7 separate regions of the Mus musculus genome follow, and regions 1, 2, 3, 4, 5 and 6 are each linked to region 7. A link is a loop called in an ENCODE intact Hi-C map of the cell type or tissue named here. Cell type or tissue: left cerebral cortex. All regions are shown on one strand.

Region 1 (4,000 bases), 110 kb before region 7:
CACCCCAATGCCCGCCGCGCCGGGCCAGCCTGGCTGCCGGCTGCTGCCACCGCAATCCCGGCTCCTAAATCAGCGCGGGGAGGCGCCCCTTCCCCCACCCGGCTCCTCGGGCTCCCCGGGCCGCGATTGGCCGCGCGTGCGCCCCCCAAGCTTGGGCCCCGGCTCCAGCTGCCGCGCCATTGGCTGCGGGCCTCCGCCAGCCTTTACATAAGCCCGGGCGCGCTCGAGTGGAGTTGTATAAAGCGAGCGCGCGGCGTCGGGGCGGGAGGCTCGAGGCCAGCCCGGGACCAGGGCTGGGCGCTGCAAGGCGGCGGCGCCAGCGGCAGAGGCAGCATCGAGCGCCCGCGCTCCGACGCCCCCAAGCGGTGGGGCTGAGAGAGCCAGAGGATGGCTCCGAGCGCTGACCCGGGCGTGAGTATCCGCTCCTGGAGCCCCCACCCCTTCCGGCGGAGAAAGTTTCGCCAGCCTAGCGCACCCCTCCCCGCACGCCCCCAGGGGTGGCGGGGATGCAGCTGGGGACCTGGGAAGATCGGGACTGCGAAGGCGGCGACGCTGCTCCCAACTTGCCAAGAGGCGCTGGACTCTATTGGCGCGCAGATCCTCCCCGCGGGCTGGGGGCAAGGCGGGCGCCAGGCTGGAGGTGGTGGAAGAGATGGGAGCCGAGGTGTGGGGGTGACAGCCCACAGTTGGCAGAGAACGTGTTAGTGGCACAGAGGATGGAGGTCAGCGGTTTGAGAAGGGGGCAATGGGGCTAGTAGGGGGCGGAGCAGGTGAAGGCTGTGCTGAGGGTACCCGGGGAGTCACCCAGCTGGCGGGCTCAGTTTGGGGACGACTAAGCTACCATCCTCGGCCGACTGCCAACGCTTCCAGGTTGGGGAAGATCCCCCGGGGCATAGCTCTTCTCCCGGGAAGCCGAGCTGTCTCCCCTTGCACAGCGCTGAGTGGCAGAGTGCTCCCGGAGCCAGCCCGGTACACAGCGTAGCTGCCAGCCGCCTTTTGCTGGACCGAGGTGTGGTCTGGCTTTCTAGCTAAGGATGTTTCAGGCAAGCTCTTTTCTGGCATTCTAGGGGAACCATGGGGTCCCCCCCCCCCTTGATCTTATGGAATCAGATAAAGGTTTTGGTGGGGCAGCAGGCAGGCTTGGGGGCATGCCCAGCAATGCAGCGTGATTCTTTTGCAGTACAGTAGTTGGGAGCCCTGGTTAGTCCCGCTTCTGCAGAAACCAACTAAAGAATCCAAAGTCATCCCAGCTGGGATGGGAGCCTCCCTAGGGGTGGGGGTGGGGGGTTCCTTCTTGAATGACTAATGATTACTATTGCTATTGGGTGGGTTCACCTACCGTGACATCTGTACATCTCATCCGTCCTCCTGGAAGCGTTCATGAGTTGCACTTGAGGTACCTTCTGGGATGGGTGCAAGACTTCGAAAAATGAAGCCAGTTGGAAAAGAAAGCAAGAAGGTTCCCAGAGTAGAGGACAGCGGTTTGATGCTGTGTTGAACCTGGGAAGAACTCCTGGGGAAAAGCTATCAGGGGAGATTTGAAACCATGATAACTTGGGACAGGAAGTACCCACGTTGAATTAAAGCAGATCCAGAGACTTGAACAGTTCCTCACACTTGGGTATTGAGACAGAGACGTGGAGGGTGGAAAAATGGGAATATGAACAGTTGGCCCAATATGGTCTTCAAGGAGGCGTTTTTTCCCCCTCTCTCTTTCCTGTCTTGGTTAAAAAGCCTCTTCTGGAGGCAGGTTCTAAAGTCAATTTGGTAGGCAAGGAAGGGAGTTTAGTTCTTGGTGCTGGACTAGATTAGAACACTTTGGTCTCCAGTTGGTGCTGATAGATTCTGGAGAAGGTTGAAGGCTGCCGGTGGCTTCTGCTCTTGTAGCTGATGGGTTGGGGTTGAGCCATTCACCGTAGTACAACCCTACCAATGGGCATGTGTTCAAACTCCTTGGATACCTGCGTTAGGCTAATGATTTTATGTGTGTGTGTGTGGGTTTACCAATCCATGCCCACCCCACCCCCATTCCCTGTTTGCTTGCAGTCAACATTTCTTGCTGCATTTCCCAAGACCTTCTTTCCATTAGGGATGTGTGCAGTGATATACCTGCTTGCTGCTCTGTCTTCCTTTCTCTGTCTGGACTACACCTGGCCTTCTGAACCCTGGTGCTTATTCTTTGGCACCAGGGTGTTTGGTTAAGGTATCCTATGGTTGCATGGAGGAGCCCTGTGAATGAGTAGACCAATGGCCTATGTAATGCCGAGACTGAAACACAGATTCTTAGAGAGACTAGGCCAACGACCAGGAAATTCTTCTGTTAAACAGGTTGTGACCACCTGAGTTGGTCCTCAAGCTCTCCTGCCTCCTTCCAATCAGTGGAAGCTTGGAGGTGGAGCGGGCTCCTTGGTGACCAGTAGGGGGCACCAAAACCACCTAGCTCAGGACTAGTGACTTGTTTCTTACCCTTCACTGGCCATAGTAACTTAATGCTTTAAGAAAGCTCAGGCTACCAACCCCTCAACAATCATCCATTGTGATTGAGGACACTGGGACTGGGACCCTTCCACCACATGTCCTGTGACTTCAGGTGGTCCTAGGACTTCAGAAGCAGTGGGATGGCAGAATATTCCGGGGAGGCAGAGCCGATACATAGCCCCGCTTGCTCTCTGAGATCATTGTTTTTTTGCTTGGTATCTGTGTATTCTTTGAATTCTTGGAACCTAAGAATATTTAAGACTAGAAAAAAGAAGAGAGGAGCACTGGGGAGTATCTGGTCCACCTCACCCCGTTCCCAACATTCCCCTGTACAATGTATTTACAAAAAAATTCAGCTGAAGTAAAAGTAGTATCTTGCCCAAGGTCACATGGCTGTTTGGTAGAAGAGATGGGGCCAAGCCCCAGGATTCCCAGTTCCCTGTTTGGAGCTTTCTCCACTCCAGTGACCTGCTTCTTCTGTGCTGTGAAAATGGACATATGTTTCTACGCAGTAGGCACTGGTAATTACTGACTGGCCAGACTTGAGTATACTAATAGCTTTAGTAAATTTAGGGAAATTTTCTTTGCAAGAAGACAAGGGCAGATAAAGCTCTCATAATGAACATACACGGGCTGTAAAATTCCAAGTTATCCTCTCTCCTCCCTCCACTGTCTTGTCTTATTGCTCTAAATGATCTTTAGGCAAAAGCTGTGCAACTCCGTGCAATGGAATCAGAAATGCGCAGGCCCTCACCAGATAGTCTTAGAACCTAAGGCGAGGCCTAGACATCCTCTAAGGCATGCTGGAACAGTCTCTCTGTCCTGCAGTCACACCTCTGCTGGTGGGACCCCCTCAAACTCAGATCCCAGGTGAACTAAAAAAAATTCCCGAAGAGTGTTTCCCCGATGTCCTTCATCCTTGCCGCTCTCAGCTCAAGGTCACCGTAGTAGAGGCTGTGGTCTCAAACAATCCCTTCTCTTCTGGCATCTGGGGCACCTAGAAGATGCTCTCATTTCTGATGTCCTTCTGTTCTGCTGGTCTGGTGGGTCCATGGGTAACTCTGTTTTCCACTATCACCCAGTTTCTTTACGTACCGTATGCACTTCCTTGGGGTTGGTTCTTCTTGGAACTTTAGCAGATTTGGTGGCCTTTCTTCATTAGGAACCCTGGTGCCAATCTGGAATTCTGAGAAGTAAAATCCTCCCCTGCCCTTGAAGGTCACCCAGTGGGTGCTTATTGCCAAGGAAAATGCTCAAGATTGTTCAGCTCTTCAGTCTCACTGACAAGATGGGTCTTCATCCATAAGAAAGAAGGGAGGTGAGGATATAGGCCACCAGAGAGCCATAGCTCCTTTCCTTAAGTGCGATTCCGAGAACTGTGTTTGAGATCCACGTCAGCCTATTTAACTTCTCGGTCTTGATCTGATTCTACGTAAGATCAGAGGAGTATAATTACATTCAGTATAAGAAGAGTATAGGATCTTCCTGTGAGGGTAGGTGAGCAAAGATGGGGGAAGATGGT
Region 2 (4,000 bases), 1.1 Mb before region 7:
TTTTGTTTTTGATAGCCAACTAAATCCAACTAGTGTTGCCCATGTATACACCGGTGTGATGGCTTGAATAGAATGGCCTGTATAGTGTTGTGTACTTGAATGCCTGGTCCATAGTTGGTGGACCTGTCTGGGGATTAGGAAGTATGGTCTTGGAGGAAGTGTGTCACTGGGGTGGGCTTTGAGGTTTCAAAAGCCAGTGCCAGGCCCAGTCTGTCTTTCTGATGCTGTCTCAGGGTAAGATGTAAGTTCTTAGCTACTGCTTCAGCATCATGCCTGCTTGCTTGCTACCATGCTCCCTGTCAGGATGGTCATACACTCATCTTCTGAAACTGTGAAAAAAAAAACCCTAGTTAAATGCTTGGTTTTATAAATTGCCTTGATGATGGTGTTTCTTCACAGCAGTAGAACAGTAACTAAGGCACAGGTATGGGGCCATCCACTGGAACATGGAGAATCCATCAAAGGCCATGCATTAAAAAAGAAAGATTCTCTCCCTCCAGCAGCTATCAGCTGTTAAGTAAAGGTGGAACCTGGAGAACACCTCCCCATAAATGTGCCAGAATTTTGTCTGGATTGATGTTGTGCAGGTGGGCACTGCTGCTTTGGGCTGACAAGTGCCAAAGCAACAGCATGCCCAGAAGACGGAGTTTCCTAGCACACCCCTCAGCCTGCGTCTTTTGTTGGAGTCTGTTCCCTGGGAAATATTTTGGGGTTTTATTTGTTGAAGTTTTGGCTGTTTGATTTTGTGAGTTTACAAAGTATGGACTGCTTCGGGTCCTTTAGACATTTAAAAAAGTGTATTTATTTGTGTGTACGTGTGAATGGACACCTGTGTATACATAAGTTAAAAACAACTTATAGGACCTAGTTTTCTCCTACTATGTTCTTCTGCAATAATGGAGCTAGATTTCATTTAGTATCTTGGTGATGCTGATTCTGTTGGCTCCGTGGACCTGCTCAGATATGCAGTATACTATTACAACACCCTACCTGTACCTTTTATGGAATCAGTGTTATGGAATGTCTTGGGTTTTTCAACTATTTATATTATAAATGTAAACATCAAAGAATGATACAGGACTTAGCTTTTAGCTTCATTGATGACAGGTTAAAAAGCAAGTTAGTATCTGGGGGGCAGTTTAGTTACTGAACTTTTCCGACATCACTCTGTATTTTGTTTTTGTACACTCCCCCAAATTATTTTAAGAAATCTGCTTCTATTTTATGCATAAAGGTGATGCATGAAATCTAAACATCGTCTGTAAGGCTTTGTGATACATGATAAAGCTGAAGTGAATTTAGGTCTAATCTCAGTTTCTTTTTATATTGAAATAAACTGCCTTATAAGGAAGTCTACTTGGAAATGAGCTTTATATAAATGTTTTAAAACCAACTTCTTTCGGAATTCTTTTGAGTTTATGTTTATCTGGGAAAACAAGCGTGGAAGAGTGCATGTGTGCATGAATCTGTCTGTCTGTCTGTCTGTCTGTCTGTCTGTCTGCACAGTTTACATGTATAGCCATGCTCCTCTACTTTAAAGAAGATGAAATCTTAAACCAGAGCTGATGGTTTAGATCTATAATCCCAGCTACTCAGGAGGCTGGTGCAGGAGTATTACAAATTCAAGCATGAGCTACAAAGTGACAGCTTGCCAACTTAATGAGATTCTGTGTCAAAATAAAAAGTAAAAAGAAAACCAGGAGGATGATGCAGTGGTAAAATGCTTGTTTTGCATGCTCAGAACCCTGTGTTCAATATCCAGCCCCATCATAAAATACAAACTCTTGTAATTCTGCCTTTATAGAAACCAGACATTTAAATAGATGACTTTGGAGATTAACTTAAGCACAATTATCCTACTCTTGATATGATGTCTAGAGAGGATGGGTTTGTTTATAGTTTTGAAAACAAACTGAAGTAGATTGTGGGGAGCCGAGAATAAAGTGGTAAATGGATGAAACATTTCCACCAGCAGATGGCACCATAACATTTCTACAGCCTGTAGCCCTCAGCTAGTCCCAGTCAGAAAGCAGGCTTAAATTGGCCACACACCAAAGGTGGTGAGCGCTATAACCTCAGCATTCTGAGTTTAAGGTCGCTTAGGCCATCTAGCATGACTTTATGTCAAACAGATTATCCACCTTAATTGAAGCTGGACACATAAAACGTATGAAATATTTCAGTCATTAATTATCATGATGTAAAATTACATATGAATCAAGTAATAGACTTCAGATATAAAATAAATAATAATCTTTTACGTATCCTACAGTACCTTCCACTAAACTCTGTCATAGTACCTACCCAATGGATAGATGTTCGTTTTCCTAGCCAAATAGTGAGGTCAAGGAAAGAATGCTATTTAATCTTTGGAGGGGAGAGAACCAAGTACCAGACTCATGATTGTCACTCAACAGATATTTCTTCCTTTTGCCCATTTCCAGAGAATGTATTAGGTATTGTTTTGAAGGCATACAAGACTTTCCGTGTATCGGTCACCTCAAAGCTTTTTAGTTTCTGTTAGCAAGTACATTTCAGGCCCAATTCTTTTGAGGTTGATGTATGTTCCATGGTACTTTTTTAAAAACCATCTTTCAAAATATGTTTTCACATGTATGTTTAATTTTCTCTCACATTTTATGATATGTTCCTCTATGTACACATATCATATTCTATGTTGTTGTATGTACACAGTTCATTTTTTCTAACAGCTGTCCTCAGTTTACCTACCCATCTCCCTTTTGATGAGCATATAAGGGCTTCAAAATCCTCAATACTAAACTAACTACCCTCACTTAAATTACTTTATGAATCTTCTTAAGTTGCCTGAAAGTTTGTGGTATTGCTGAATGTTGGAGAATATATATACCTAATTTTTACAAAATATTTACAGGTAACTCTATAGAATATCTGTCACTTTGCATTCCTAGTAGCCTGCAAGAAGTCTCCGGCCTCCTTCCATCGAACAGTTAGTATTGTGCAGTGTTTCCAGTTTTGTTAGTTAGATGGTAGAAAGTGAAAACATTTCTTGAGTGAAACAAACAAATCAGCCTGGTGAGTTGAAGCTCTAATCTATTGCAGCTAAAGGAAGTCAGGTGTGGAGGGTCACGGGTGTAATAATCCTTGTACTTGGAAGGCTGACGGAGGGGGAGCTCTACAAGTTCAAGGTCAGCTTGTTCTATGATGTGTATTCTAGGTTATTCTGCACTGAACATTGATATACCATCTCAAAAACCAATCAAACAAATAAACAACTAAAAACAAAACAAAAAACAAACAGCAAACTTGCATAGTTTTCCCCCCTTGGATGATGGTTCTCCACCGTCTGAACTTTCGTTGTTTATGCTTAGCATTAAAGTAAGTTCCAATATGTATTCTTAAGTATCTCTTAGAATCTGGAAACTAATTATCTGAAAACTGAGTCAAATAGGTCCAACTTATGTGGCATCCTTTGTCATCTAATTTTTTTCCCCTCTGGAACTAGAAAAAAAAAAAGGATTGTAGAGAGATTCAGGTTATGTTAACACTCTACTCCACATCAGTGATTTAAAACTTCAGATGGTTTCAGTGTGCAGCCAGGGCTGATGATAATCACTGCCCTAGAATTTTAGGTTTTATCATTTTTTCCTGATATGGAAAATATTATTTTAGTTTGAATATAAAATGCTATTTTGTTATATTGGCTAGGTTTAATTAAGCCAAAGAGGAATTTAAAACTTAAATATCTTTTGGAAATGAAACAGACTACAAGTCTGTGCACTGTGTCTAGGTGATCAAAGCGACGAGGAGAACTGGACGATTTTGGTGACAATCTGTTAAGGCTGAATTTAACTTACAGTGAACTAGGAAGGACTTGGATTTGTGTATTGGGGGATACAGCTACTCCAAAGAATTAAGAGTAGATTCTACTTCAGGCAGAGATATAAGTATGTACTTGCAAGTTCAGTCTTCTTATCCAATCATTGAGGAGTAGTATCCAATCACATAAGTACTGAGCCAA
Region 3 (4,000 bases), 270 kb before region 7:
CCATCAGAGACTTGAAGACTAGAGAACTCATTTACAGGTTTTTCTGTTTTCTTCTTCTGATGTTGGCTTTTGGATGGGGGTTAAGATTTATAAACACCATAATGATTTATGTTATAAAATAGCCTTTAATTTTTCCCTCTCACAAGATATCACTGATTAAACTGGAGCGGCACTCAGTTCCCTAGGGCTGGTCCTTGTGAGGAAGGAAGGTAGCAGACCCGGCTGCTGTGCAGGCCCAAGTACCAGGCCCCAAGCTTAGTACACACTCAGGAACAAACACCCACGATGCGCTGCGGTTCAGGGGCTCTGGAGTTCTGGGCCAGCAGTGTAGTCTCTGTACGGGCTGAGTGCACCAGGCACTCCTGTCTGTGAGCTGTTTCCTCTCCCTGTCTTACTGCTGCCCCTCATCCTGCAGTTCTCAACTCTGAGAAGTACTAAGGAGCGCCCTGCCCTGCCACGGACCTCCGACTCCTATCACTGCAGGCTTGAATCCTGTTTTGCTTTACATTTGCTTCAGACTTCCTGGAGGCCTGACCCACATGAAGATGACCTGCTCCACCCAGGACGCTTAGAAGCCACTTCCATTTTCCTTCCCACATGACAGTTCCTTTTAACGTCTCTGTCACAGTGGACAGGTCTGAATTCAAGAGTGAGGACTGGACCCTCGTTCTCCAAGTCGTCTGTTTTGTTCATGTTTTCTTTAACATGCTCATCTGCATGTGCACAGCTCTGGAAAGATCCTCTTGTCTCAAGAATATCAACCACTTCCCAATCATGGATTCATTCCTTTCAGGAACTGATATTCAAACCACAGACTGGTCTCTGCCTTCCCAGATGTCTTCCCGTTGCTTGGCTTCCAACCGTTTTCTCTCTGTAAATAAAGGCCAATGTTAATCATATGATTATAGATTTCACACAGCCACTAAGTCTCCTTTAATCAAATTACAAGACAAAGATTATTCACGAGACAGGGGGATTCCCTGATCACCTTTCACCTGATCCCAGAGGTTAACATTTTTTTAGCTTTCCAAGTGCTTTAAAGAATTGATACTACTCTTGGTTTTGTTTTCTTTCTTTTTTTTTCCCCTTTCTCTCTCTACCTTTCCTCCTTTTCTTTTCTGTCATGCTTAGGATGAAACTCAGGGCTCCACACGTTAAACACAAACCAAACCAAAAGTGTTCTAGAGCAGCGGTTCTCAACCTTCCTACGTTGCGACCCTTTGATACAGTTCATCATGTTGTGGTGACCCCAACCATAAAATTATATGTGTGCTACTTCATAACTATAATTTCGCTACTGTTATAAATTGCAATGCAAATACCCGTGTTTTCCAATGGTCTTGGGTGACCCCTGTGAAAAGGATCAACCCATAGCTTGAAAACCACTGTTCTAGAGACTATTCCAGAAAGAAAAAATAATCACCAGATAAAATGGAGGAAAAGGAGTGATTAATTTTTAAGACAAAAAAATATAAATTGTATAATACATCTTAAATTATTTTTAATATAGAAACTTCATTTTTCATTTTCATTTGCCAGTACATATATACTAGCTGAGAGCAGCAGACCATGCTTGTAAGCCCAGCTACCTAAAAAACTAATGCAGGAGGACCACTTTAGCAAAGGAGCTCACAGTGTCTAGGTAACTGAGCTCTGAGGTACACCTAGGTGTACTGGTAGGTGTCTCCAATATAACATATACAACTTTGTGCTCCAAATAGTTTCTTTTATGCACAATACCAGTTCTAACTTTATAGCTGACAGCCATTCACCTTAATACCAGAAATACATATTATAAGCCTTAAATGATTCTTTTTAAGAGTTCTTATTCCAGACTGACAATGTCTACAAAAGAGTCTTCAAGTCATGAACCAGGTAGATTACAGAAATCAAGGTGAGTTTTAACACTTGCTATCTCAACCTATCTTCCAAATCATGAACATCACTTAAAAAAAAATCTCTAAACTACACTTGACTGTACTGTTAAGGGGAAGGAAGTTGGCTGGGAATGTGAGAGAGAAATTCCTTGCTATTTGGGCACCATCTTGTGGCATCATCTGAATATAGCAACAAAATTACACAAGGCAAAAAAATGAGGATCAACAAATTATAAACTGAAGGCTGATTAACACTACGCCCAAGAAAGAATTCAACTGCAAAGCAGGCAGGCTTGGGTTGGCTGAGGTTCTCCATGAGCAATGCCAAGGATAAACTTATCCAAACTTTGCCAGGACTTCCTAGGAAAGTAGCATGGTTCTGAGTTAGGGAAGACGTAAATGCAAAGCAGCCATGGATGAAAAAAACTGGTTGTGAATTCCAAGGAAAAACAAAGGAATCAGGAAAATTATTTACTAGAACTCAAATTGTTCATTAAGATAGGAAACAAATCAGAAAAATTATCCCTAAACAATAGAAAAATATGACCGCCCTATAATTCACAAGTCCAAAATCAAAAGTTCTGAAAATAGTTTTTATTGTAAAGTTTGTGTCAAAATTCATTTTTGTTAGCAAACCTAACCCGACATGAGGCTTCTACTGTTCACTTCATGTGACTTGTTACATACTTTGCCCAAGGAACATGAGTGCTAATGTGTTTGCTTTTGGTGTTATAAAACATATAATACAGACACTGTGCCATCTTTGTAAAGTCACAATTTTGAAATATGTCTAGTGTTCAATGCTTGCTAACAAAAGTCCCCTAACTTCTAAGTCTCACCTGAGCATGTATATGTGTGCATGTGTGCATGTGTGTGTCAATTCTGGTGGTAAAACATGGAAACAAAGAAGCACACAGAAACAGTGAAACTATAAAGCATATGAAACACAGAGAATACAGGTCAAAGGGGCCTTTCAAGTGCTCCCCTCTGGGACAGGGGACCTGCATGACTCGCTAAGGCTCAATTATCAGGAAGAAATGAGGCCAAAACCCAGTTCTTATTTTTAAGTAGCATACTTCCCATGATCCTGGCATCTGAAAATATCAAAAGAAAAGGAAAAGCATGTGAAAAAATTAACTGAAAGAAACACGTCCCTTTATCAAAAGAAGGCATTACATGACTGGCTGCATGAAAAAGGCTGTCATTAGCATGGCCTCCATTTAGCGTAAAGTGAAGGACACAAACAGCCCAGGCAGCAGTAGGAGAAGGGAGTAGGAGAGACTGGAACAGTAGAAGGGAATGGCTAGCCTGGAGCATTTCCATAAACTGTCCTGAAGACGCCCACTCCAGTGTGAAAGCACAGATAGAAATGCCCACTGAGCGAGCCGCTGAAGTCAGAGAAGAGAGGTGCTGAGGCCTGAGAAGGGAACGCCCCATCAGGCTTTATTTGACAAGAAAAGGGAAGGAAAGAGAAGGGCTGCAAATTAAAGACTTTCAAAATTTACTTGGGCACTTAAAAAATGATCACAAAACCCACTTGTCGCCACCTACAGAGTAATAATCAGCAAGCTTTGTGCAGAACAAGCCTGGGCAAATCTAATTGCCTTCCTTTATTCCCTGGCAGACTTGGGAGATCAAGAGAAGGGAGCAGTATAAGCAAACTCTTAATTGTGGCAAGGCTTCAGACAAAGTTTATCAAGTATTTATATAATCATCAGTGTTCCAGGAGAATGTAATCCAGAGCTCATCAGGCCCCAGCTAACTGGCAGATGATCTGCAGTATGTTAAGTGCAAGGAACCACGGGCTGTTTATTTTAGCAACACTTGAAGTGGTCAGTTAGTCCTAGTGTTGACATTTTTGTCTCTGAACCAAAAGAAAGAAAGAAAGAAAGAAAGAAAGAAAGAAAGAAAGAAAGAATATTACATCTCTGTAAAAATTTTTTCACATACTTATATGGTTAGAAATGAAGTGAATTTCAGATTAATAGGCAGGAAAAACATGAAAATACCCTGAAAATCTGACTATGGTCAGTAATACAGTGCTGCAGAACGATGGAATGTGCAAAAAGGTTTCCCAGAGTTAGCTACCATGGGTAAATCTGTTTTACTACAAAAGAGCAAGT
Region 4 (4,000 bases), 430 kb before region 7:
AAAAGAATCTTAAAACAGACACAGAAAGAAACTCAGAGGTAATGTATTCAAGTCAGAGGGAGACGGTCCTGAACATGACGTCAGGGTACCAGGAGAAGGAGCTAGTGAGGGAGAGACAGTCATATTTTTAATGACGTGCAGAGCAAAAAAAGTATGTTATGAGACACAACATAGGCACACCAGAGATAAAAAGAATCAGATACCCATAGCCTTACCCCTGGGTTTTTGTTGGAATAGTGTAAGATTGTTCCCTTCCCAGGGTTGACGTGGGCTTTGCACGCTCCACCTTTTAAGGCCGAGCCAATGAGGGAACATTGAACCTTAGTGTTTAGGGATTAGACTTACATTCTACTAAGAGTTAGTTGCTCTCTGTGGCCTGGACCTTGGGATGTACCTCAAACAGGGAGGAGGAATAAGTATCGCCTCAGTTTACCTTTTAGTTGTGTGACCAGAAAGGAAAAGCATTTATTACCACAAATTTATCCTTCAATTCATTAACGTTGGGCCAGGAAGGACTAATTAATTGTATCTACTGTCATCGTTTACCCCTTAATTCCAACAGGCCTGCTGTGGGGGTCCAAGACCTTTGGGGGCAACACTTGGGGTGTAACAATATACTTGTATACTTTTCTTTTGTCTTATGAGACAAGTTCTCTTTTTGTAGCCCTGGCCCAACTCTGGGACTCACTCTGTAGATCAGGCTGTCCTCAAATGCACAGAGATCCACCTGCCTCTGCCTGTGGAGTGCTGGGACTAAAGGCGTTCTCCATCACACCCACTCCAGTATACTTCTTTTAAGGGCGTGGCTGCTAGTCACTTATCACAGTCTGTAGTCCTTACCTTCGGTTGGCCTCATTTACTTGTCAAACAGGGTTTTCTCTTTCATGTGTGTGGAGATCTTGGCTAAAAGAGACTCCCCTTCTTCACCCGGTTCAGACTTTAGTAGAGGACCCCCTGAGACATTCGTCTCAGAGGACTGGGGCCTCTTCTGGGTTCTGGGCCGTCTGGTTCGTCTTTCCTGTCAGCTCACCTTTGTTCACTGGCTGGCCTGCCTTTGCCCACCTCCTCCTCCCCCTCATAAACTCAACCGCCTCAAGTCCTGAGGCCAACTTGGCTGTCTCCCATCTTGGGAAAAAAAAAAAAAAGAACCGTGGTGCCTTTTATACTGCATAAGTCCTGCATGAAATGAAGAAAACACACAGGCACTGCTTACAAAAGCTCTTTCTAATACAGTGGTTCTCAACCTGTGGGTCCAGACCCCTTTGGCAAACCTCTGTCTCCAAAAGTATTTATATTAAAAGCCATAGCCATAGCAAAATTGCAGTTATGAAGTAGCAAGAAAGGTAATTTTAATGGTTGTAGGTCATCACAACATGAGGAACTGTATGAAAAGGGGAACTGTATGAAAGGGTTGCTTTGGGAAGGATGAGAACCACTGCCATAGAATCAAGGACCAGAGACTACGGACCAGGCGATAACAGAAGCCCAAATGGAGAGAGAGAGAGAGAGAGAGAGAGAGAGAGAGAGAGAGAGAGAGAGAGAGAGAGAGAGAGAGAATGGAGGAGATAGATACAATATCAGAACCAGACAGAGCTTAACCAAAGCCTGGCTAAGGTCCAGGGTCGTCAGTCTGTCTCACTGTAGCTGAAGGAAACTGTATTAATGGAGTTCCAGTTTGTGGCGGCAGACCTGGGGAGGGGCAGAAGCAGCCTCTGTCTTCCCTCCCATCCCCAGGGGATCTTCTAGACCTCTTCCATCAATGCTCCTCCCACTCCTGCTTTACTGAGGAAATCTGCCTAGGGCGAGGCCCCTGAAACCTCTCTGCTGGTGGGAATGACCTGACCTATCTGAAAGAACTCAGCTTCCCCCGGGCTGCTTATCGACTGGTATGGTCAGTCTGTGTTCCCTGAGTGCCTGCTTTGCACCAGGCCCAGAACAGGCCTAGGGACAGGGACAGTGGGGAATCTGAGACACAGCAAGGGAACGTTAAATGAAGGTAGGTGACAGAAAGAAAAGAAAAAACAGAAGACAGTGTGATAAGAAGTGAAGTTCCACACTTCCCTGGTGACGGTGACTCCTTGAAGGGGTGACACATGCGCTGATGTGATCTAGCCACATGTATGTCTGAGAGAGAAAGTACTCTGGTCAGAGGAAAATGGAAGCTGGCAGGCCAAAGCAAGTATGAGCAGAAAGCCCCTGTGGCCAGAGCATCCCACTACAGACTATGTGGGGGACAGAGCAGGGGGAGCTCACGCTAGGACTGTGTTTCATCCAGGGACAGTGAGGAGCCAGAAGAGGTATTCAGTCAGGAAGCAGAAGTTTATAGAAGATTCATCAGTCCCCTGGCCCGTGCTGGAGATGGTGTGGAAAGCCAGATACCAGAGGCAGCTGCTCAGTGGACCACAAGATGGCAGTCTGTGACGAGGGCACAGGGCTGGAGAGGCGTGCACACTGTACAGAGCTAATTTAGCAATATAAAAGATGTCATTGGTAAGGCAAAGGGAGGAACTGAGGATAGCCCCTGCCATTATCAGGAGGAACCAAGGCAGGGGCTGGAGAGCTATCTCCACACTTCAGTTAAGAGCACTTCCTGCTCTTGTAGAGCTCTTGGCTTCAAGTCCCAGCACCCACAGGACTGTTCACCCCAATCTGTAACTCTGTTTTCAGAGCTTCTGATGCGGTCTTCTGACATCCACAGGCACCTGGCACATGATGTACCACACACATGCACCATACACATACATACAGATAAGACAGAGACATATACATACATGCACACACATACCATATATACACACACACACCACACACATGCATATACACACATACACATGCATGCACACACACATGCATACACACACATACACATGCATGCATGCATACATACATACATATATTACACACATTATACACACACATACCACACACACATACACACACAGGAACAAAATATCTCTATGCATAAAATTAAATTTTAAAAAGAGAGCCCAAGGTAGAAGTTTCTCCAACCTGTAATAAAGATGTCTCAACTTTAATGTTTAAAAAAAGGCCAAAAGTTCCCCAGGCCAGACCCCACCCACATGTGGATTCTGCTCTGTGAACGCCTGCGCCTGGGCACTGGTGTGTGCTGGAGCATCTGTGGTTTGGGCAGCCCCTGGAATGTTGGTAGGTCATCTTTCCACATGCTTCCCTAGCACACGGAGTGAATGTGCCATGCCCATGAGAGGGACACAGCAGCGGCAAAGCAGACAATGCCCCCTCCTCCTCAAGGAGACGGAGACAAAATGTACGTGTAATTAACCATGTGGTGACAAGGGCTTTGTTCTTCTTTGGATGAAGAACACAGATCGTGCCAGCGTGGTTGGTGCCGGGTGGGGCTTGCTGATTAGTATCTGAGCAGAGCCCTACAGTGAGGAAGCAGGCCACGGATCCGGACAAAGAAATCTCCAGAGAGCGGCCACTGTCCGTCCAGCTGATGTCAGCTCAGTCTCTGTTGTGTCCGCTGGCCCTTTGGAGAAGCCGACGCGCTGTGAGGAAGCTCGAGAGAATCAAAGCCGACTTTAAAATGTATGGAGGAGACATCCACTTAAAGTGACAATAGTAAAGTAGACTGCCATGCAAATATAGAAACTAAATGACTAGTTCACCCACCTTGTACACGTGAATTTTCACATAACCATTGCTTTACTGTTTAGCTCCAAGTACTGCCTTCTGAAGTGATGGGAGGCAGCTATAGATGAGGGTCTCAGGTCCTGGGAGTCACAGAGGTGTGGCTTTGATAGACAGATTGCCTTCTAAAATGACGTGGGAACAAACTATTCAACTCCCTGAACGTATGTGGCTCTCTAGGCTTGTAATGTAGACGTAACTGTAAAGATCCCTACCTGATGAAGTGGGTACTGGGTGGATGGGCGGGGACGTGGTACAATATGGTATGCTCGGTGTGACATTGTGCGTCTTGGTTTATTGCTCTATCACTGGGTCTCTGGACAAGAGGGCT
Region 5 (4,000 bases), 120 kb before region 7:
CCCAGGGAACCAAATGTGAGCCTTTTCTTACCCACTGCACTGATATTTTGCTGTGTAACTCCTACTACACTGGACCAAGCCTCAGCTCTGATAGGAGTTCATGACTGGTCCTGGATAGACAGGTAGATAGACAGGTAGATAGATAGATAGATAGATAGATAGATAGATAGATACATACATACATACATACATACATACATACATACATGTATCCATGGATGAATGGATGATGGATGGATGATAAATAAACCCATATTCATACATAGATGGATGATAGATAAACAGACAGATACATACATATATAATACATACATACATGGATGGATACATGCATACATATATACATGGATGGATGATAGGTAGATAGACAGATGGGCAGATACATACATACATACATACATGGATGGATGATAGATACATACATACATATATACATATATGTATCCATGGATGGATGGATGATGGATGGATGGTTGGATGATAAATAAACCCATATTCATACATAGATGGATGATAGATCAACAGACAGATACATACATATATAATACATACATACATGGATGGATGGATACATGCATACATATATACATGGATGGATGATAGGTAGATAAACAGACAGATGGGCAGATACATACATACATACATACATACATACATACATACATACATACATGGATGGATGATAGATAGATAGATAGATAGATAGACAGACAGACAGACAGACAGACAGACAGACAGAAATAAGAGGCATCAAAATGGGAAACCAAGAGTAACAGGAAAGCACATGGGTATGTGAGAAGACCTTAGAGGCCAATGGACAAAAGGCCATCCATGGGCCCTCTTCTCTCCTGCCTCTCCCTTTCAGTCACACCTGCAGAAAGAAAATGGAGCCACCATGGATGGACGTTCCCTACCCTCAACTGACCTGCCCAAGGAATAACACAGGGCAAAATCCACAACTTCAGAGGGCATTAAACCCTAAGAAGTCCATGGGGTTGGCTGACTGGACAGCGGGCAACTTGGATGTATGGATGGACTATCCTCTTTAAGGGGTGTCCTGGATGGGATGCATGAGACGTGCCATCCCGCTGACAGACAGACCCAAGAGTGTGTTGCAGATGGAGAGACTAGTGAATATGAAGGCCTTGTATGAGGAGAAAGAGGTCTAGATGGCTGCAGCTGGGAGAAGCAGAAGAGATGAATAAGGGCCTGAGGCTATGAGGCCTGACGAGTAAGGAAGAGGAAGAGCAGGAGAGGAGATGCAGGACCAGGCGTCAGAACTTGAATTGGAATCCCAGCACGGGGTCTGAAGTCTGCATGACCTTGAGGGGGTCATTTAGCCTCTGAGCCCCAGTGCCCTTGCCTTTGAAGTGGGAATGACGCTGCAGTGGGACCAAGTTCACACTGTGAGTGTGGAAAATGAATGGGAGGAGCCAGGCAAAGTGCTTAGTAGAGCACCAGACATGATAGGTGCTCTGTAAGGTCAGTTTCTTACACAGAAGCTCACAGCACCAGCCAAAGTTCTTCAGCACCACCTAGAAAGCCACCAGGTGGCAGTCTTTTTAGCTTTTTTGGCCTGTCAAGTCAGGGCTGTCATGGTTTTCACCGTGCAGGAAAGTGCAGACCCAATGCTCCCCCAAAACAGATGGACACAGGGTGACTAGAAATATACAAGATCTGTAGTGCAGTTTCAAAAGCAAACACTCTAGGGCCAACACCAGCCAGGAGCCAGACTAACATCAGCTGCCCCGTAGACCAGCAAAGCTTACCCTCTTTCATCCTTCCCAGATCTCAGCTTCCCGATCAACCAACACACCAGGATGGTCACGAGGTACACAGTAGATACTGCGTGTGCACCAGCGCCATTAGATGGCCTGACATGCCCGGATCTCCTATTTACCTGCGGCTTCCTTTGACTCAGTTTGTGTTTGTTTAACTATGAAATGGGTGCAACAGCAGAGTCATAGCTTTGTGAAGCAAATTCAAACGTTGAAGCAGGCATGTACATGCCCAGCATCTTCTAGAGTGCTACCAGCCTCTGTAAAGGAAGGGACAGCTGGTGATCCAAGCTGAACTGGCTTTTGGTTGAGGTGACTGCAGAGAAAGAACGTTTGTTTGGCTGAGGATGAGGACGAGACCCTTTGAGAGGGAGAGTCCTGCTTAGAGACTAGGGATCAGGTCACTGGAAGCTCAGCTTCCAAGTTCACAGCGCCCCTGCTGGCAGGAGGTTGCAGGACACAACACGAGAGTGTTGAAGTCGGTCTCTGCAGCCGATTCTTGGTCTTCATCTCTTTCTCGGCACGATTTGGGCATCAATTCTCTGCTGTGCTGTAAGCTCCTTGAAGGCAGAGAGGTCTTATTTATCTTTGTTCCCCCGTGGCCTAACAGAGCTTGCACCTAACAAGCCCTGGATAGATGCTTACTGGCGAGCAATCCATCCTGGTCCATTCACCGAATTGGTTACATTCCAGGTGACCCTGGGCGATGCACTGAGCCGGAACTCCACTGACCAGCTTTGGAATTGGATGCTCCACTCCTGACCTGGGGATGCTGGTGACTCCTCCGTGCTAATGTCCTTACCCATAAATGTGGACATCAGAAGAGGAAGAAAGGCACCACCGCAGATCATGTTCTTGGATTTCCCATTTGCCTGTGACCTGTCCCTCCTGCTAGGGAAGCTGTGGGAGGGAAAAGGAGGGGGAGTTGGGGGTGGGGATGGAATTTGGCAGGAGTGCTGGGTAATTGCTGAATGGATGGAACAAGCCTGGGGGTGGGTGGCGATGGTGGGGAAGAAAGCTCGGTGGGGGAAGGGACAGCACCTGCCCAAAGGGAGCCTGGTCTAACCATGTGAGGATTTTGGCGGTTCTTCAGAGCCCATTTCCTCATCTCAGCCACAGGAAAAATATAAACACCCTCATGTTTGTCGTAAACCATAGTGCCTGATGCACAGGTGTGCAGATGCTTGAAGAGAGAGTAGTACAGTGCCTGGGATGTGGCTCTGCATCCATGAGAGCAGCTCTGAGGCCACTTCCTACAAAAAGTGCTCTGAACTGCAAAGGCTAGTGTGTCTCACCTTGATCTAGGGGTCAATCCACAAAGAGCCTTAAAGCTCTGTTCAAGGCCCATGCTTTGCCCATGCCATGTTCGCACAGTTTTGCTTATACCTGCATGGTATGCCTAAATGTATTAATTTTATGTTTCTAATTTTTACCCATCACACTTCCTCCCCTGACACACACACACACACACACACACACACACACACACTACTGAAGTAAATTTGGTAAAAATGGGGGCTCTGGGAATCTGTAGACCTTTTCTCTGAGCTTGTTTGTGTTCCTGCAGTATGCTCTTGGCTCCTGCTCCAGGAGACCACATAAGACCAATCCAAAGGTTTATTTGGGATTTCTTGCTTGTTTGCTTTTGAGACAGGCTCTCACCTTGTAGCCCAGGCTAGCCTTGGAATCCGTAGGTTCCTGCTCCATCTCCTTGGTGCTAGAATCCTTGTGTATACCACTGCTTTGTAGGTTCAGTGGTCTGTGTTTAACATTTTGAAATGCTAACCTCTGCATTTTCTCTGCTCATAGAAGTGTAACCTTTGTCCCTGAAGGTCCTATCAATCCAAGAACCCAGAATGTGTGCTTTGTCCCTATGCTGCCTCACCCGGTGCACTAGCCCACTAACACCAATTGACAGCCTGGGCTATGTACCAGAAAGCTGGCAGCCTGTTAGAGGGCTCTTACTGTCTGAGCCTCTGACCTGCCTCACTGGCTCTGCTCTCCTCTTTCTGGCCTTCTTTGCCCTGGCACTCATTCCTACCTTTTCATTCTTACCTTACCCTGGAGATGCTGGGTCAGGCCTGGTGCATGCTGGGCCTTCCTCCAGCTGCCCATGTCCCCGCCCCACATGGCCCCACACTCATGATTGCCTTCATGCCCACATCCTGCTAGAAAGCCAGTAGCTCTCCAGCTCTTAAAGACCTCCAGGGGAGCCGTTTCTA
Region 6 (4,000 bases), 210 kb before region 7:
GAGTTCAGATCCCCAACACCCATGTAAGTGCCTGTGTGTGGCCCTACACTATAACCCCTGCATTAATTTGTTGGCCAGCCAGTTAGATGAAAAATGACATTTTAGGTTCAGTGAGAAACTCAGTCTCAAAGGAATAAGGTGGAATGTAATAAATTAGCAAGACACATGACCTACGCCTCTGGATTGCCAAGTGCACACACATGCACTTGAGAAAGGAAAGGGTAAAAGGGAGAGAGGAAAAGAAGAAAAAGGGAAAGAAAACAAGCTGGATCATAGCTGAGTAGTAGATCATTTGTTTACCACGGACAAAATGGCTGGTATATATTAGTAAGTTTTGGAATACCATGCCACACAACAAAAGCATAAGGAAAAAATCTTCACTGGGTCAGTGGCTTCACATTAAATACACTCCCCCCCACCCCCCAAACCAAGTTTTTCCCAATTTTAAGGATGTCCAAAGCACCAAAGTACAGTTGGGAAGACCTGGTTAAACAAGGCAATCTCTATTCAGAAGGTTTAACAATTCATTCCTAACATATTCTAAATACCTATTACACATGAGACGCTTGCTAGATGCCTAAGACACAAAGATGAATAACATATGATCTGAATCTAGCAATAAGAGTAGGTATATAAATAGTTTATGGAAGCATTAAAATAGACATATAAAGATAGTTACCACCAATGGTTAATTTATAGTACAATTTTGGTCTTACAAACACTTCTTTATTCTTTAAGAAAAACAACTTAAGTGAGGAACTTTGGCTTAGAGAGGAAAATAGTAGGAAAAAGTTTAAAAACATGACTAGTACGGGCCTTGTTGTGCTGTTTAGATCTTGAGATTAGGAATGTTTTGTGGTTTTATCTTCTCAAGTTGTCTGCACTAAGTTTTCTGCAATAAACATGAGTTAGTATTTTTAGGTAAAAATATCTTTGAAAATAGGTTTCAATTTTTAAAAATGTATTTATTTACACTGTAAAAAGCCAAGTAGGTAGTCAAAAAGACTGTAATAGAAACATTTGGTGGTTCTATGTTGAACATACAAAGTCTAGTTACCATTTACGGGAAATAGTGATATAATGACGGCGGGAACATGTAACTTTACTACCCTGCTTTTCCCTCCTTTCCTGGCAAAATACAAATGCAAGGTCTCAAGGAACAGGTACAAGCAGACTCAGTAAGCTCTCTATCTCCTGAGAGTTGCCCTCACTCACTCATTCCCTGCCCTGTAGCTCACTGCCTCCCTCCCCACCTCTGTGTTACCCACCTCCTAAGAGGCTGGGCTAAGTGTCCTACCTGCCTGTGTCTGACACTTCTCTGAAGGACTCACTCTGCCAACTGTGTATCTTTGTCAGATTCTCTTCTCTTCCCTGTGGTAACCAACTCTATTTCAAGACATCCTTTTTTGTTTTGTTTTTCCTTTCATTTTTAAAGTAGAATTAGTAACATTTTGTCCATTTTACAGTTATGAATACAGAAACAGACTACTGATAGAACGCTGACAGGATTTAAATTGAAGTACTCCCCTTCTTTCTCTTGTGAAACTTCATGGCAAACAACTCAAACCAGCTCAACTCTAAGCCAGTATGAACACACGTTTAGATTCCTTAAGAAACAAACTTGTTATTAATGAATACTACACACTTTTTGCCTGCATCTTCAACTCCGCATCAAGTTTAATGTTACGAGAGGTCAAACTTGATCATCCCAGAAACAAAAATTCGTACCATCACATACAGTTAATCTACTTGCTTGAAAACCTCACAATACTATACCAGAACTTGCTGACTCCAATATTGCTTCTTTTCTCCCCAGCCCCCCATATTGCTTCTTTATGTTTGTTTTTATCCCCAATCTTAATTGGCCATGTTTGATATAAAAAGAGAGATAAAGAGAGGGGCAACAAATATTAGTAAAGTGTAGTGAGTCTGAAAAATGGTCAACTACAGAGAAAGCTAACATGATATAGTGAAAAAGCACACCACAGACTACAGGAAAGTGGTGTATAGCTTATTCAGAGAACACTCAGCAAATGCAGGCTTGCTGCCACTGAACACCACCCTATAACTTTTCTCCTATCTAATGCTCTGACAACTAAATTTCTCTGTAATTCAATAAGCTCTTAGGAGTTACCCAAGCTTCATCCATCCTGCTGGCCTCATTCATGTTTTCCCACAAGCTAAGAGCACTTGTTCTGGTGAACGGCACACAAGTTAGGTCCTCTTTCAATGCACAAATAGCCTACTCTTTGTTCCTATGGGTAGGAAATCTACCGTAAATATAACTCAACAATAAAAAGAAATGTTTAAATCATACAGCTCAGGTAAGTGGTTGATGCAATAGGTTGCCAGTTTTATATATTATATGAGTGTTAGCCTCATAAATTTTTAATTAAAAAATCTATACTTTTACTCTTGGCACTAATTCATTTACTTATATCTAATGAGTTGCATGGATGCCAAATAAAAAAATATGTCAGATGTCTGTGAGTACTTAGCATGAAGTTAATGAGTACAGGTCACAGCTTCAAACTCCATGTGGACTAATTAGCTTTGCAATGTTTCAGGCTCCACGGTCACAGTCAACTACCTTAACCTTGGGTAACAAAGAAACACACTGATCATATCAAACATTAAAGAGATTAAGAGAATGAATATTATCACCACAATCTGTCAGAAAATAACAAAAACTAAAAATACTAATACCAGCAACTCTATTTTCCACTAAGCTTGACAAGTATATGCCCTGCTCTAATAATGTGGCTTTTCAGCTATGCGGGCTTCACAGATGATGTGCCATGACGCAAAAGCCTAAACTAAGGCTACTCCCTGCAGACACTGGAACTCCAAGGCTTAGGGTATTTCCACAGAACAGTATGGCCTCTCCTAATTGTGCCATATAGCATAAGATAATCAATAAAACGTTCTTATTCAGCAGCCATTGCTAACTGAGCATCTACTAGGTATACAGCAAAGAATGAGATCTACCCTCCAAAGTCCTTTTAAGTAAAAAGGAGTCAAAAAGCAAGTGCTTGAAACAAAGGAGACAACACAATATGCAAAATGATTTTAATGTACATGACTTTCTATTGTCATAGCTGTGTGTGTATATGTATATACATATATATATACATATACACACACATATACACATATACAAATGTGTATATGTGTATGTATATACATATATATTTGTGCAAAGAAACCATGCTGAAGCATAACTAAAGGTAAGAACAAATCTGAAAAAGCAGAAGGCACAACATGAAAGAAAAATAATAATTGCTTTTTGGCCTTTTGGCTAAGATCATGTGTAAAAAAAAATAAAGGAAATGTTTCCTTAGCATCCAAATTCGCAGATATCTGGCAGTCAGTGAGACACCTGAAGAAAATAAAAATAGTATTTCAATTCTTAACCTAAGATTTTGCCCTGGCCCCCAAGCCATTTATGTCTGTAAAGCTTCTCTCTTTGCTTTCTCTAACCTTGCTCCTTACAGATACACACAGAGCCAGGATATCTGCAGAGGTGGTCATTCATTCAGTTTCCACCATCAAGCCTCCCAGACTCCTTTAAGCTAAAACGTTTGTTTTGTTTTTGTTTCACACCGTCTCACCAGGTAGCTCTGGCTGACCTGAAACTGATATGCAGACCAGGCTGACCTTGAAATCACAGAGAGCCATTTGCCTCTGACTTAATAGGATTCAAGGCATGAACTGCCATGCCCAACTCAAGCTAAAACTTTACAAACAGCCTAACTTAAAAACTGTATGTGTGCTGGGTGGTGGCCCATGCTTTTAATCCTAGCACCCAGGAGGCAAATCTCTTGTGAGTGTAAAGCTGGCATGATCTACAGAGTGGTTTCCAGGACAGCCAGGACTATACAGAGAAACCATGTCTCAAAAATGAAAAACAACAACAACAACAAAAAAAAAAAAACCCTATACATGTATGCATATATGGGGGGGGGGAATAGAGACACAAAAATTGTCCTATAGAATTCTA
Region 7 (4,000 bases):
AGATGAAGTGGGCCCCTCCCTTCCTCCAGACACTGGGCTGGTAGTAGCAAATCTCCAAGTTGCATGCTGGAAAGGTTGCAGGAGTGAGCGGTGCCCTTACCCAGCCGACTTGCCACCTCCATGAGAGACAGAGATTGATGCTGGCCTATCTGACAAAGTTTTTGGGGACAAATGACTAGACAATAAAATAGTTTGCATGGCTCAAGCCCCATCAATGTGCCTGAGAGCCCTGGGCATAAACGTGCGGCGGAGAGGCTGAGTGTCAGTCATAAACCATGTTTCCCTGGGAAGAAGAATAAACATGAGGCGCTTCAGCCCAGATTGGTACAGTCAATTTTTCTGAGTAAGCTCCCAGTTCTGTGTACTGGGCTGGCTTGGCAATTAAGTGCCTTGATCTTGCAGGAGAGGGAGGGGTATGGGCTGGGGGATGAAACACTTGAAAATGATGAGATGGAAGGGAGGCAAGGACGGGGAGAGTGCATTACACGCAGAATGGAAGAATTCAGGAGGCTGGAGCATGAAGGGGGCATTGTTCACGCTGGCTGGGCTGGCACAGAACCCAGGAGGGATAGGAGGGGCGCAAGCAAAGACAGCTGAGGAGCAGAGATGCGATGGGAGCCCCAGCCAACTGTGCTGGCCGTGCTGGAAGGATAGGGCAACCCAAGGCGGGGGCAGCAGCTTCTGTGGAGGGATGGAGGAGGCCGGGGCAGCTGGCATACCCAGAGGACACATAAGAGCAGTTCTGCAGACTTCCAGAAGCTATTTGGCTGGCAAGAACCAATTTGGCCTACCAAGTTACTGTTCTGTCTGCCTGCCTTCCCCAGCCCCCCAACATTATCCTGCAACCCCCACTTGTCACTCGGTTAATGACACATGGACATCTGGCTGGGAAATGACCCCAGAGTGCTCCCTTGAGCCCTAGGAATGAACCCCAAATGTAAGGGCCACTATGCTGAGCCCAGCCCAATGGCCAAGACTCTGGGCAGGTGGCCAGCGCTCATTGCCAGAATAGTGCAAGGAAGGGGTCTGGGAAGCCAGGAGGGACAAGCAAGGCCTAAGCAGGCTGGGAGGGAGAAGCAAGCAGTGGCCAGATGTGCTTCAGGGAACTGAGGCTTCTGCAGCCAAGCCACAGAGCTCCCATTTTTTTTTTGAGGGCAGCCACCAGGACTGGGTGGGAGGACCTCCCATTTGCCAAGGGATCAGACTAGGTCCAAAGAGCAGAAAGGACTTGTACAAGGTCACTTAGGAGACTTGGAGAAAGCCAGCACTTGGGGCCTTATGTCCTGATGCTTAAACCAGCCATAACCAGCTGACCTTTCTGATGACCTCCAACTAGAGCAAGCTGCTCCCAGCTGGTAAAGGGAAGGCCCCTTACCCTCTGGGTATGAATTGGCAGACAGGCCCTGAACTGTGTATGCAGGTTGTCAGGCCAAAGCAGCTGTCTGGCCTGGGGTGCTCAGGACAGCAGGCTGCAGTGGTGGGGGGCTGGAGAGCAATGGCACGCAAACCACACACAAGTTGTTAGTTGTGCAGGAGGGGGGAAGGGAGATCTCTCCAGACACTATTGATTCTGGCATCCACTACCACTCTGCTGGGTCACAGTGCCATCTAGTGGCTGAAATGCCTGCTCTCAGGGGACTGAGCCCCTGGAGGGTGTCTGAACCTGAGCTGCTAGTACCCACAGTGGCAGTAGAGAGCCTGCTGTCCCTTGCTGTGGCTCCCTAACCACTCCAAGGTCTCTTCAACTATCAGAGACCACTTGGAGCCAGGAAAGGCTGGGAGCTGAGATGTGTGGGAACCCTGAGAAGTGGTGTCCGTCCCACAGAGGGTTTGGCATAGGAGAGAGCAGCAGTCCTGTGGTATCTCACCAGGCACCTTGACCCAGCCAACTAGCAGAGTGGCTAAAGGGAGCAGGCTTACGCCGGCCTGGACAGCCATAGAAGACAATGACCTCTCCCCACACAAATTCTACCTTCACAGTGTTTTGGAGAAGGAAATAACATGGGGATGCCTAGTCCATAGCCTGGGCCTATGGCTCTGACACAGTGGCACCAGGCTTCTCTGCTGGGCATCTCCTGGGGCCTTGAGCTAGCTCAAGGATGGAGCTGAGAGAGCCAGCCCATCTGTCATGGAGGCATGAAGTCTGTGTCTTCCCGTCTAGGCACTATGCAGGCGGGCATCTTTATCCCCTCCCCAAATGGAGTGCAGCTTTCTGTCACCGTCATCCTTCTTCCCTCTGCACATGGCCTCCTTCTCCCAGGCCCTACCCTTTTCCCAGGACCTCTGCACTCAGGCCACACCCCCTTTGAGGGAGCATCTGCCCAGGCTGCAAGGTGGTGATTAAAGAAGCCTTTAAGGAAATTTGGAAAGAAAATGGAGGTGGATTTATGATGTTGGGTGGAGAGTTCTGCTGTTGGCTGGGAGCAGTGTGGAACAAAGCGGAGGGCAGATCTGATTTATAGGAAGTCATTATTGGAGGAGACGGAGAGGCCCAAAGCCCAGCTGAGCCCTTCTGGCAGATCCCCATCAGCAGCAATGACTGGTGTCTGCCGGGTGGGGGCTGAGGAGCCTCTCAGGTTTCCAGGTGGGTGTCAGCCATCTAGATAGCTGTAGCTCAGCCAGCACTAGCAGCCAGGACCAGACAAGGCTAGAGAGACAGGTACCTCAGCCAGGTCCAGAAACCCCAGGAGGGTCCCCAGAGGGGTTCCCAAAGTCCAGGATACACAGGAGCCATTTCCAGGGAGTGTCGGGTGCAGTGTACGATTGTCACAGGGTTCTGTCCTGGTTCTGAAGTGCATAGATGTTAGATAGACTCACACTTTACTTTTCACACACATTTCCCCCAGTGATCTCAAGAGACTGTAAAGAAAGGACACTAGTGGCTCTATCACAAGGTGCCAGTACGGTCCCCTCCCTGTTGAGAGGAGACCCGAGTCGATGTGTTAGAGAGGCAAGCAGTGGGAACAGCGTGAACGTTTGAGCTGAGACCCTATCACCTGCCAATTGTGATTGCTGCCGTGTAAGCCTCAGTTTCTTCACCTGGAAAATAGAGGGAACGGGAGGGTACCGAAGACGTATTTGACAAAATAAACAACACTTTCATTACACTGGACAAGTGCGTTCAGGAGTTCTATTGTACACTACAGTGACCGCAGTTAATAACAATCTATTATATTCTTGCGCCATGCCAAGAAGATAGATTCTAAGTGTTCGAGAAATTTAAATAATAAATATGTGAGATCATGCATATGCTAATTAGCCCATTCTAGCCATTTCATAGCATATGCGTTCCCCAAAACCATGTTGCATGTGATAAACATATGCAATTTGTTATTTCTCGGCTAAGAAGGCGGTGGTGACGAGACACACCTCTGGGTGTCGGGACACTTAATGTGAGATGTCTGCACCCTTGCCCAGCGCACAGAACAGAATCACCAGACTCTTTCTTCCAGTCATTTGACTGCTCTGGCCTCACACAGCTTCTGCTTGCCTCCTTGATGCAGGGTGGGTGGATCCAGGAGGAAGGGCCCTTCTTCCTACAGCCTCTGGTGGCAAATTGGAAACCTTCTAGGAAAAGGGATTGGAGAGGCCTGAGCTGATCAGGAGTGTCCTTGTCTCACAGTATCGGCACCCACGTAGTCTCACGGTCCAGCCTTGCCGACATCAGCAGGCTTGCCCACCACCAACACAGCATCAGCACCTCAATTTGGAATTCTGCAGGAAACAAATGTAGAGAGGGAGGCCCTGTTAACACCTTACCCGTTGCCCCTTCTCCATCTACCTCATCTCTTTACCTCATGCATTTTCCAGCATCTTAGATCAACTCCTTTATAATATCTTGGATGCTCTTGGCAGCCTATGGACCTTGGTGTCCACGAAAACCGTGTTTTCTACAAGATTCTCACAGGAGAGTGTCACAGGGCTGTACCCCTTTGATGAGGAACAGTAGGATGTGGGGCAGGAACTGTAAACATTTTCCAACTGTTTCAAAGTAAAATTG

The links. A loop is a pair of places that touch in the nucleus more often than their neighbours do. Peaks named below come from ENCODE experiments on the same cell type or tissue, not always from the same donor. Only the 100,000 strongest peaks of a DNase experiment are listed, where the experiment ranks them.
Region 1: a loop joins it to region 7, with 6 times the contacts of the local background. A loop is called at or near these places in 24 of 42 quality-filtered maps.
Region 2: a loop joins it to region 7, with 4 times the contacts of the local background. A loop is called at or near these places in 6 of 42 quality-filtered maps.
Region 3: it touches region 7 in a loop (2.7-fold over the local background); 2 of 42 quality-filtered maps call a loop at or near these places.
Region 4: a loop joins it to region 7, with 4 times the contacts of the local background. A loop is called at or near these places in 10 of 42 quality-filtered maps.
Region 5: it touches region 7 in a loop (5-fold over the local background); 27 of 42 quality-filtered maps call a loop at or near these places.
Region 6: it touches region 7 in a loop (3-fold over the local background); 2 of 42 quality-filtered maps call a loop at or near these places.

Annotation. Positions count from the first base shown.
Region 1 is chr19:42,428,021-42,432,020 of GRCm38, reverse strand. Crtac1 (cartilage acidic protein 1) reads left to right here and starts at 233. Exons shown (of 15, transcript NM_145123.5): 1 at 233-411. The coding sequence starts at 388. In left cerebral cortex, CTCF peaks have their summits at 367 and 2,417 (motif pointing right); DNase peaks (open chromatin) are centred at 166, 779 and 2,419; H3K4me3 peaks cover 1,586 bases; H3K27ac peaks cover 1,050 bases.
Region 2 is chr19:43,394,535-43,398,534 of GRCm38, reverse strand. No RefSeq gene overlaps it. Among named protein-coding and RNA genes, the nearest start is that of Hpse2, 8.2 kb to the right of the region's middle. In left cerebral cortex, a CTCF peak has its summit at 1,958 (motif pointing right); a DNase peak (open chromatin) is centred at 1,994.
Region 3 is chr19:42,587,476-42,591,475 of GRCm38, reverse strand. It overlaps R3hcc1l (R3H domain and coiled-coil containing 1 like), which reads right to left. Exons shown (of 7, transcript NM_177464.4): 7 at 1-871. The coding sequence ends at 804. Among named protein-coding and RNA genes, the nearest start is that of Loxl4, 23 kb to the left of the region's middle. In left cerebral cortex, a CTCF peak has its summit at 2,046 (motif pointing left); DNase peaks (open chromatin) are centred at 2,042 and 3,238.
Region 4 is chr19:42,742,816-42,746,815 of GRCm38, reverse strand. All of the region lies in intron 4 of Pyroxd2 (pyridine nucleotide-disulphide oxidoreductase domain 2), which reads left to right. Gm19437 (a long non-coding RNA gene) reads right to left here and starts at 1,092. Exons shown (of 4, transcript XR_386719.3): 1 at 841-1,092. In left cerebral cortex, a CTCF peak has its summit at 2,407 (motif pointing right); a DNase peak (open chromatin) is centred at 2,407.
Region 5 is chr19:42,437,775-42,441,774 of GRCm38, reverse strand. No RefSeq gene overlaps it. Among named protein-coding and RNA genes, the nearest start is that of Gm41849, 4.3 kb to the left of the region's middle. In left cerebral cortex, CTCF peaks have their summits at 1,548 (motif pointing right) and 2,216; a DNase peak (open chromatin) is centred at 1,557.
Region 6 is chr19:42,520,486-42,524,485 of GRCm38, reverse strand. The region is part of intron 1 of R3hcc1l (R3H domain and coiled-coil containing 1 like); the gene reads right to left. Among named protein-coding and RNA genes, the nearest start is that of R3hcc1l, 3.7 kb to the right of the region's middle. In left cerebral cortex, no CTCF peak of the experiment used is centred here; no DNase peak of the experiment used is centred here.
Region 7 is chr19:42,313,729-42,317,728 of GRCm38, reverse strand. All of the region lies in intron 5 of Crtac1 (cartilage acidic protein 1), which reads left to right. It overlaps Gm34347 (a long non-coding RNA gene), which reads right to left. Exons shown (of 3, transcript XR_386718.4): 3 at 3,103-3,714. Among named protein-coding and RNA genes, the nearest start is that of Mir3085, 36 kb to the right of the region's middle. In left cerebral cortex, a CTCF peak has its summit at 1,630 (motif pointing left); DNase peaks (open chromatin) are centred at 519, 974 and 1,600; H3K27ac peaks cover 1,099 bases.